Linked DNA regions of Homo sapiens: region 1 is linked to region 2. A link is a loop called in an ENCODE intact Hi-C map of the cell type or tissue named here. Cell type or tissue: CD4-positive, alpha-beta T cell. All regions are shown on one strand. Links, peaks and the distances in the headings refer to the core of each region. The heading gives the core; the rest is flanking DNA. Region 1 overlaps WWP2 (WW domain containing E3 ubiquitin protein ligase 2). Region 2 has its middle 9.9 kb from the start of TERF2.

The links. Peaks named below come from ENCODE experiments on the same cell type or tissue, not always from the same donor. Only the 100,000 strongest peaks of a DNase experiment are listed, where the experiment ranks them.
Region 1: it touches region 2 in a loop (12-fold over the local background); 4 of 110 quality-filtered maps call a loop at or near these places.

The regions. Positions count from the first base shown.
Region 1 is chr16:69,927,155-69,932,530 of GRCh38, forward strand. WWP2 (WW domain containing E3 ubiquitin protein ligase 2) reads left to right here. Exons shown (of 24, transcript NM_001270454.2): 12 at 2,294-2,375; 13 at 2,976-3,104; 14 at 3,998-4,073; 15 at 4,355-4,426; 16 at 4,648-4,736. Among named protein-coding and RNA genes, the nearest start is that of MIR140, 3.2 kb to the right of the region's middle. RefSeq lists a silencer at 3,149-3,306. In CD4-positive, alpha-beta T cell, for the core only: CTCF peaks have their summits at 3,251 (motif pointing left) and 3,455; a DNase peak (open chromatin) is centred at 3,207.
Region 2 is chr16:69,393,185-69,398,560 of GRCh38, forward strand. No RefSeq gene overlaps it. Among named protein-coding and RNA genes, the nearest start is that of TERF2, 9.9 kb to the left of the region's middle. In CD4-positive, alpha-beta T cell, for the core only: CTCF peaks have their summits at 3,002 (motif pointing right) and 3,201; a DNase peak (open chromatin) is centred at 3,057; H3K27ac peaks cover 540 bases.

The DNA of each region.
Region 1 (5,376 bases), core at 270-5,269, 530 kb after region 2:
TTCTGGCTAAAGGCCAGGGCTCCTTCTGAATCTCAGATCCTTGGGGATCTGTGTTGGCTGCCCCAGGGCTGTGGCTGGGGCCGGCTCCCCAGGGCTCACCGAGAATGAACAGGAAGAACAGCCAGACCAAGTGAGAGTGATCGGCAGCTTGCTAACCCAGCCTGCTGGTGTCCCTCTCTGCTGCCCCAGGAGAGACCCCGCATCTTCCCCACACACTGCTGTGGGACTCAGGACACCTCGGGTTCAGATCCACATCTGCCCTCGGCAGCCCTGACCCTGGGCCTGTGGCTGAATATGTCTGAGTCCCTTTGTCCTAAAATGAGGTCGAGCCAGGTGTTCCTGGGGTCTTTCCCAGCCCCCAACTGAAACTGAATGCCGCGAGGCAGCCAGCCGGCCTTGGGAGGCCTCCACACAGCAGCAGTGCCAGAAATGACGACACAGGCCTCAAGCCCGCTGGACAGATCCCCCTGGCCCTGTGGTTAGCCTTGGCTTTGGCCCTTAACAGGGCAGACGTGGAGGATCTAGTTCAAAGCAGTAGCTTCGGGGCTGGGAGCAGCCCCTCCCCTGGAAACCTCTTGGGAAGCCTTCCTTCTGTGTGTTCTGAGGTGGTGGTAGCTCTGTAACAGCTCTGGGCACCTCCTGTTCTTTCTTTCCTTTGGCTTTCTTTTATTTATTTTTTATTTACAAAATAGAGATGAAGTCTCGCTGTGTTGCCCAGGCTGGTCTCGAACTCCTGGGCTCGAGCGATCCTCCTGCCTCAGCCTCCCAAAGTGCTGGGATTACAGGCGTGATCCACCGTGCCCAGCCTGTCTTTATTTTTATTTTATTTATTTGTTTTTCCAGCTTTACTGAGGTATGATTGACAAATAATGTCTGTTTGTAAAATTTCAGTCGAGTCATAGATACCAGGTAAGGCAGAGAGTGGGAGGGAGACTGAGGCCTTGGTCTGGTGTTGGGAGCACTGCAGCTCGAGTCTTGGAGTCAGGAGGGGGTTGTTGCACTTCCCTGTTCTGCTCCTTTTTCAGCTTTCTGGTTCCCTGTAGCTTCTGGAACTGATTATTTTTGTTTCTTTAATGCTGCCCTGTCTTGTAAAAGGAGAGCCATTAGCATCATTTGTTTTCAGGAGAGAAGCAGATTTGAAGGCTCAGGAACTTCCTGGGAAAGGTGACCTCTTTTGAGCCAAGAGCTTTACCCCCTAGTTTTTTGTTTTTTTTTTCTCCTGTCTACCTGGAGCTGAGAGGTTATCCCTTTCAATCCCTCTCAAGGTCCAGAATCACCAGCTAGGGTTGGGTCTGCCCCTGGAGCACAGACTCCTCCCTTGGGGACCCCAGAGCCCTTATCAGTATATCAGTAAAGGGCAAGAGAACAGAGATTGTTCAGAGCAGAGGAAAAGTGTATTTGTTCCCCAGCCCCACTCCATGAACATTCCCCTGTCTCAAAGCACATACTTAGGCCTAAGAACAGGATAGGCAGGCCAGGCACGGTGGCTTATTGCCTGTAATCCCAGTACTTTGGGAGGCTGAGGCGGGAGGATCACTTGAGGCCAGGAGTTCGAGACCAGCCAGGACAACATAGCGAGACCCTGTCTTTATATAAAAAAGAAAAAAAAGATACAAGTCTAAGAAGAGGCTGGGCAGTGTAAGTGTCCTCAGCCCCAGATATCATTTATTTGCTTATAAGCAAGAAAGAGGCGTGCCAGGGTATGAGAGTTTTAGAACAAGACTTAGCCTGTAAGTGGGAGAAGAGGGAGAACTTGGAGGGTACAGGGGCGCAGGGTGCAGAGCACTGATCAGAGAGGTGCGAGGGAAATGCAGCCACTCCATAAGGACCACGCCCTGTAGGACAGAGGCGCCCAGGTTAGCTGCATGCAGTGCAGAGGGTCCCAGGACCAGGGATCAGCTGTGAGGGACTTGGGTGGGGGGCCTGGCGGGTTAGGGACTGCCCGGCTTCCATGCTGCACACAGCTGGGAGCAATTATGCCTCTGGTTTGAGCTGTGCTGCTCCCTCTGGGTGGCCACACCACCCCCTCCCTCCGACCAATCAACCAAAGAAGTGCTTCATCTCGAGTTGGAAGTATGTCACCCCCGCCCCCCACCACCAACAAGGAAGGACCCTCTTTGTCCCTTTCCCAGTGACAAGTGTGAGTGAGCTTGGCTTTGGCTGGTTCTTCTCTAACAGGCTGACAACAGGGAGATAAACTCAGACCCAGCACCCAGGAGGTGGGAACCTCAGGGAAAGGACACCGGCTCTCCGTGTTTGAATCTGATGTTCTTTCTTTCTTCTCATGTGGCAGAGAAGAGACAGGACAATGGACGGGTGTATTACGTGAACCATAACACTCGCACGACCCAGTGGGAGGATCCCCGGACCCAGGGGTAAGGACTTGGGCTGAGAGGGGGGCCGGGCTGGGCTGGGTCTCTGTGCAGCTCCAGCACTGGGCAGGTGGCTTTGGACTGCATCGTCCCAGAGGGCTGATGTCAGGGACCTTTAGCCACACACAAGTGTCTTGAGACTCTCACCGTACAGATACACTGTTGGCCTGATGAGAGCTTAAAAGGGGTTTCTTAAATAGACCTTCCTGGTGGATGGAGGGCGGCCCGGCTGGCGGGTGTTGCTGGTCTCCATACTGATTGTGCTGGCTGCTGATAATTGGATTGCAAAAAGGTTGAGGGCATCCTGGTCTCCCAACACCCCCAAGTGAAGCTGTGCTGGGGCACAGGGTGCCTCAGGATTGCTGGTGGCTGCTCAGTCCAATGCCATCCATGCAGGGCTGGGTTTTTGGCCATGAGATAATAAGTGACCTCTCCGTGCTGCAGAACTGTTCTCACGACTTGGGTCATGCTTCTTGGGTGCATGTCCTCAAAGTCCCTCATGGGCTCTGCAGAGACAAAGCCACACTTTGAGGACCCAGCCTCCAACCACCAAGGTCCAGAAGGTGGGGCCAGCCCTTCACCCTTTTCTTCCCGTGTTTCCAGGATGATCCAGGAACCAGCTCTGCCCCCAGGATGGGAGATGAAATACACCAGCGAGGGGGTGCGATACTTTGTGGACCACAATACCCGCACCACCACCTTTAAGGATCCTCGCCCGGGGTTTGAGTCGGGGTAAGGACTTTGTGCAGGTAGCAGCAGTGTCAGGAGCCGAGGCCCAGGCTGTCCTTGTTCTGGCTCTGGGAGGCCCACTTTGGGTGGCCCCTGTGGTGCGTTCTACTGCCCTTACTGCCCTCTAGTGGCCAATGTTGATGTCATATTAAAGGGGATGGGAGGATAGCTTGAGCCCAGGAGTTTGAGACCAGCCTGGACAACATAGCGAGACCGTGTCTCCACAACAATAAAAAAGATTAACCAGGCTGAGAAAAATGGCAAGACCCCATCTCTACAAAAAAAAATTAAAAATTAGCTGGATGTGGTGGTGCATGCCTGTAGTCCCAGCTACATAGGAGGCTGAGGTGGGAGGATCCCTTGAGCTCAGGAGTTTGAGGCTGCAGTGAGCTATGATGGCACCACTGCACTCCAGCTCAGGTGACAGAGTGAGTCCCTGTTTCTAAAAAATAATAATACATTTAAAATTAGCTCGGTGTGGTAGCACACTCCTGTAGTCCTAGCTACTTGGAAAGCTAAAGCGGGAGGATCGCTTAAGACCAGGAATTCGAGGCCGCAGTGAGCCATGATCACACCACTGCACTGCAGCCTGGGTGACAGAGCAAGACCCCGTCTCTAGAAAACGAACAAACAAATAAATAAGATGGGATGGGGAGGAAGGGACTATCCTGTTTATTCCGAATGACACTAGAGTTATTTCTCTAAAAGCAAGAAGTCTGGCTTTATTTCTAGATTTTCTTTTTTATTCTTCAAGGATCTTAATGACAGTCACTTCCTCACCTTACATTACTAATCTTTAAATTAACATAGCACCAGCTTTCCTTAGGGCTGACAAAGACAAATTGTTCATTTTCTGAGAAATCGCATGAACCCCTGAACATCTTTGCTCTTCCTAGGACGAAGCAAGGTTCCCCTGGTGCTTATGACCGCAGTTTTCGGTGGAAGTATCACCAGTTCCGTTTCCTCTGCCATGTGAGTTCTGGTACTGGGGCTCCCGTGGCAGTTGGGGTTATTGAGTTATTTCAGTGTGAGTTCCCGGCACAGCAGCAGGTATCGGAATGTTTGTGTCTTAGGCGGGCGCAAGACACTTGTCTAACCCGGAGCTGGCTGTCTCTAGGAAGCTAGTTTTCATTCCTAGGGCACATGCTATTGCCTCCTGGCCCAGCAGGCTGGGGAATGCCTGTTCATACAGACAGGAGAACAGATGACCACTTGAGGCTCGATTTAAAGTTCTTTTCTTTTTTTTTTTTCAGTCAAATGCCCTACCTAGCCACGTGAAGATCAGCGTTTCCAGGCAGACGCTTTTCGAAGATTCCTTCCAACAGGTTAGATCATGGTGCCCGAAACCAGTGGCAGGCCGACGCCCTCCTCCCAGCACCCCATCTCCTATCGCGTGGCCTGTTAAACCCACACTGCAGACTTTCCAGGGCGTGAGTCTTGGTGACTGTGTCTGCTGGATATTGGGCCTTAGAGTCCCCTGTCCCTCCCGCCCCTGCCTGCTGTGGAAGGGAGAGTGGCAGGCTGGCCCGATGCTCTGTCTTCCCAGATCATGAACATGAAACCCTATGACCTGCGCCGCCGGCTCTACATCATCATGCGTGGCGAGGAGGGCCTGGACTATGGGGGCATCGCCAGGTGAGCTTGAGTGCCCCGGAAGGCTGCCCTGTACCCCGCTTCCCCAGGCTACAGCATCAATGGCCAGAAAGCTGCCTGCCCCCTGCTCACATTCCCTCCCAAAGCTCTCATGCATCTTCAGGAATGGGCACAGTGTGGCATTCAAAATACGTGAACCCGCCAGGCGCGGTGGCTCACGCCTATAATCCCAGCACTTTGGGAGGCTGAGGCAGGTGGATCACCTGAGGTCGGGGGTTCGAGACCAGCCTGACCAACATGGAGAAACCCCGTCTCTATTAAAAATACACAATTAGCTGGGCGTGGTGGTGCATGCCTGTAATCCCAGCTCCTGGGGAGGCTGAGGCGGGAGAATCGCTTGAACCTGGGAGGCAGGAGGTTGCAGTGAGCCGAGATCGTGCCATTGCACTCCATCCTGGGCAACAAGAGCGAAACTCCATCTCAAAAACAAAACAAACAAAAAAACAAAATACGTGAATCCATGTGGCCAGTCCATTGGGCCTGGAACAGGGGCCTGGGGTGCCCCACTGGGCTGGACATTAAGCCTTTAGTTACTGGGTCATGAGGCGACGGAGGACTCCTGGGAGGGGCGAGAGCTCAGTACAATGGCTCTGTTATCTACCAATGTGTCATGTTTCTGTAC
Region 2 (5,376 bases), core at 244-5,243:
ACTAAAAATACAAAAAAATTAGCTGGGCATGGTGGCGTGCACCTGTAATGCAAGCTACTCGGGAGGCTGAGGCAGGAGAGTTGCTTGAACCTGGGAGGTGGAGGTTGCAGTGAGCCAAGATCGTGCCATTGCACACCATCTTGGGCAACAAGAGCGAAACTCCATCTCAAAAAAAAAAAAAGCCACAATTGATTTACCCATTCTCTTATCGATAGACATTTGGGTTGTTGCAGCCTCAACCTCCCGGGCTCAAGGGATCCTCCTGCCTCAGCCTCCTGAAGTGCTAGGATTATGGGCGTGAGCCACTGCACCTGGCTGAATCTATCATTTTCTTTCATTGTGAGTGCTGTTAGTTGCTTGTTTAATAAATCCTTCCTTATTCAGAAGTCATGAAGATATTAGCTTATGTTATCTTCTAAAAAGTTGTAGATTTTTGCCTTTCACGTATTAGTCTTTTATCCACCTGAATTTGATGCTTGCAAATGATATGAAGCAGGGTCCAATTTCATTTTTTTCCATATAGGTATCCAGCTATCCTAGCACCATTTATTAAAAATATCTCTTTTCTCTACTCTCTGTAGGGCTACCTTTGTTATAAATTAAGTAACCATGTATGTGTAGACTTGTTTCTAGGGACATACAGTTTTTCAAAATTATTTGATGGAATATGCAAGCAAAAAAATGTGAAGACCACTGTACTAAACAAATTGTGTGGCTTTTATCTGGTTATTTAACTTCTCTGAATTTCCTGCACTGTTGGTTGGGAGCATCAGATGGGATCATGCAGTAAAGCAGATAGGAGACATTTTACATAGCCTCTGGGAGCAGAGGTAGTATCTTTTTTTCTTTTGTTGTTATATTTCCAGTGCCATGCACTGCATGGAAACAACACCCACTTGGGACAGGAGCTGCCTTGGAAAGAGCCCAGAGGACGTGACATTTGGGTGGGTCGTGAATGATGGTGAAATCTGTCATCTCTTTTTATGAGTGTCATCTGTTGACTGTCCATGGCGCATTTCGCATGTGGGTTTTATCTGCTTATTTTAACTGGTTTAGTAGGGCCCAGAGGGAGATGTCTGTGCCCTGTCCCACATACCAGCTTTCGGGGAAACCCTGGTAGAAGTCACCCAAGAAGATCTAGCAGAAGCGCCAGCTTTGTTTTTACTAGAGATAGATACATGTTGCTGAGAGCAGGGCTGGGCCTTTTAAAAATTCTGGGCACTGGAGTGCTGCAGGATTCCTGAGTTTCACCCACACACTGCTTTCTTCCCAACCCCCAGCCAGGGGCCAGCAGGTACAGCAACTAACGCACCCACTCACCCCAGCATTGCCACCCGTGGGAGTGGAGAAATCCACACCACACCCCCAGTTCTGTCTTGCCTCTGGAAGAGGGAGCATAGGGTCTTGCACTCAGCAGGCAGTCAGTAAACATGGAGTGCGTAACATGTGAGTAACCCTATTAAGATTAGGCTATATGAGCACATTCCCATCTGCTACTACATGGCAAGAAATGGATAGATTATGTGGCCCTTCCCAGTCCTGAGGGAGCATCGTTATATATACAGATTCCCCAGCAATGGGAATTTTGTATATTTCTGATTCTTCTCCTAACTGCTGAACTAGGAATCTATTCTGATTCCTCCCCTACCTGCTGAATTAGCATGGAGGGGGTGCGCAGAAAGGAGCTATTTTAAATTAAACTCTCTGGGAGATTCTGGTTTTGATGCCCTGTCAAGTAGGGAAATGATCAAATTATTATATTCCTCATCAAAAGTAACAATTTGGCAGTATCTATCAAAACTTAAAATTCACATGTATTTTGAACCTATGGTTTCTCCCAGCTCCATCCTATGCCAACAATGTAGGCACAAAGATATTCAGGGCAGCAATTTTTTTCTTTTGCTTAGATTTGAGATCCCAACAATGCAGCATTTTTGAAATGGACAAATATTAGAGAGTTGGCAAATGTCTATTCATTCATTAGACACATTCTGTTGACATATTCCCACTATCAGGAACAGCAAAAACAAAGTACCTATAATAAAGTCCCTATTCTTACCGAGATGTACTTTTTAATCCATCAAAAGAGGACTGAATAAATAATTTATGATACATTCAAGCAATGGAATATTATGCCTCCATCAGAAGGAATGAGGTTTGTCACTACATACAGCTTTGAAAAGATGTAAAAGACAATTTTTTAAACTTAGGAATCTTTTGAATGTATTACCTCTTCCAAATGAAGAAAATAAAAAAGAGAAAAGCAAGTTTCGGCTAGGTGCAGTGGCTCGTGCCTGCAATCCCACCACTTTGGGAGGTCGAGGCAGGCAGATCACTTGAGGCCAGGAGTTCGAGACCAGCCTGGCTAACATGGTGAAACCTTGTCTCTACTAAAATTACAGAAATTAGCTAGGTGTGGTGGCACACGCCTGTAATTCCAGCTACTCAGGAGGCTGAGGCAGGAGAATCACTTGAACCCAGGAGAAGGTTGCAGTGAGCAGAGATTGCACCACTGCACTCCAGCCTGGGCGACAGAGCGAGACTTTGTCTCAAAAAAAAAGAAAAAAGAAAGAAAAGCAAGTTTCAAAACAGGGTATCAGTATTATCCTACTTGTGGATAAAAATTATATACATATGGATATATATATATATAGATACATTCATAGAAAAAATTGTGAAAGAATGTTAAAAAATTGCTAGCAATAGAACTAGAAAATGGAACTAGGAAGGGAAGATTTTTCTTTTCTCTTTATACTCTTTCATGCTGGTTCAAAATTTTATTTTATTTTATTTTTATGTATTTTTTGTAGAGAGGGGGTCTTGCTATATTGCCCTGACTGGTCTCAAACTCCTGGCCTCAATGGATCCTCCCACCTCAGCCTCCCAAACTGTTGGGATTACAGGCATGAGCCACTACACCTGGCCTAAAAATTTTGACCAAAGGAAAGCTTACTTTTCCAATTTTTTAAACCATTACAAAAATTCCATATAATCTTGAGAGACCATGAAATCTTAAACTTCCAGCAGGGGGCAGCAACGATTCTCAAATATCTCTGACGTCAGCACAAAGCTGAGGATTAGCGTCCCCAGGTTTCCATTTCCAGGCCCAAATACTGTCCTTGCATCACCAGATCATAAAGGAAACAAAACGCAATAACCACAGAAGGCTTAAAATGCCGCAGGAATTGTTGTGTAACAAAACATTTCTGTATGGCTCTTTGTTAACACATCTGCGAGTTAAACTGCCTTTTCTCTCTCTGGAGCTCACAGTTTTCTCATCCATTAAATTGAGGGGGTTTGATGAGATCATGTTAAAAGTTCTCTTTCCATTTCTGTAATGCTAAGCCTTTATGACTTAAAACCCAGTATCAGGAAGAAACAAGCCCCAGTGCCCTCTGAAATTAACTGGCTTATCAAAGAATCTGCTTTAAAACCCTCAGCTGGTCAGTGAATTACTGCCAGTTTATCTTTAGTGTAGATCAAAGAATACTTTTTTTCAGGGGGGAGGATGTTGGTATTTACTTAACTCACTGATGGAGAAAAAGAACGCTCCCACTCTATAAATGTTTAGCATGTGTGTAAAGGTCGTAGGTCTGGTGTTCAGAAATTACATACAGGCTTACGAAAGAATCTGCACTGGGTTGGCCAAATTAAACAACAGGCAGTTGTAGAGAAATAAACACAAGTTAACATTTAACCACAACAAGTCTCTGTTCTTGCTGCTCAGTCTTTCTCACTAGGAGGAGCCTTGAGAAGGTCAGAGAGCTCTGGCTATTCTAGCGAGAGGGCTCTTCTGAGAATGCACTAATCTATTACTTTTATAATATATATATATCGGCCGGGCGTGGTGGCTCATGCATGTAATCCCAGTACTTTGGGATTCCTCATCTGTAAGATGGGGATACCAAAGACCTCTAAGACTGTTAATTGCTGTGAGGGTTAAATGATATAATACATTATCAAATTGCTTAGCATGGGACCTGGCAACTGGAAAGACTTGTTAAAATATGAGTTAATAATATTGTTTAATAAAGCTTAAGCAATATAAGAATCATACATACAGCCACATTTCTGGGGTGTAGACACCCCTTCTCAAATTATTCAGAATCTCCCAGCACCAAAAGATTCATTTCCTATATTTTTATAAGAAATGTATTCTTCCCCTGACATAGTTGTCTTTTTTTTTTTTTTTTGAGACGGAGTCTCGCTCTGTCACCCAGGCTGGAGTGCAGGCGTGATCTCGGCTCAATGCAAGCTCTGCCTCCCAGGTTCACGTCATTCTCCTGCCTCAGCCTCCTGAGTAGCTGGGACTACAGGCGTCTGCCACCATGCCTGGCTAATTTTTTGTATTTTTAGTAGAGATGGGGTTTCACCGTGTTAGCCAGGATGGTCTTGATCTCCTGACCTCATGATCCGCCCGACTCAACCTCCCAAAGTGTTGGGATTACAGGTGTGAGCCCCCGCGCCTGGCTGGTTATCTTCTTTGAGACAAGAGCTTGCTCTGCTGCCCAGGCTGGAGTGCAGTGGCTCGGTCATGGCTCACTGCAGACTTGGACTTCCCAGGCTGAAGATATCCTCCCACCTCAGCCTCCCAAGTAGCTGGGACTACAGGTGTGAGCCATCCCACCCAGCCCATAGTTATCTTTTGATCATATTAGAATGTCTTCAGGAAAGAATGATGCAAACAGGCCCCAGCCCCCAAGTCCCAAAAGCTGGGGCAAGGTTCCAGGGAAGGAGAGATGAGATGGAGGCTAGACCTCAGAACAGGCAAATCAAGACAGCCAAGACAGGCAATCAATCATGTGGGGGCATTTGTTAAAAAGTTTCCAGGATCCAGTCTCCAAGATTTTCATTCTGTTCCAAAATGAATTTCAATAGATAGTTTAATATTTTCATAAAACTATAATCACAGGAAGGGTTTCACATGATCTTATTCTGCCGCACACCCCGGTTCCCCACCAGTTTATTTATTGTTTTCTCCCAAACACTGACTCACTTCCTTTATCCTCAGTCAAGGGCATTGCTTTGATTTGCTCTAGTGGCTGCCCCTCTCAGCTTCTGAGTCTTGGCATGAGGGCGTGTGAATTCTTCCATCTGAAATCATCTGCTTTCTCACAGCCTAACACTTCGCTTCTCTTCTAAAAGCGACTGACAACTCACCTGCTTCTGGAAGCCTTCCCTGTTGAGTTTTTTCACTTTCTCACTGTGTTCTGTGCCACAGATGCAAGTGGAGTTGTGGGAATACAACCAGGGCCGTGTCCTTCTGTCTTTGCTATGGGTGGGTAAGTTCTGGTTCTTTCCATTGGGGGCAGCATGGTTTTAGGGAGAGAGCAGGGACTCTGGAATCTGGCATGAACGCATTCAACAGCACTACTC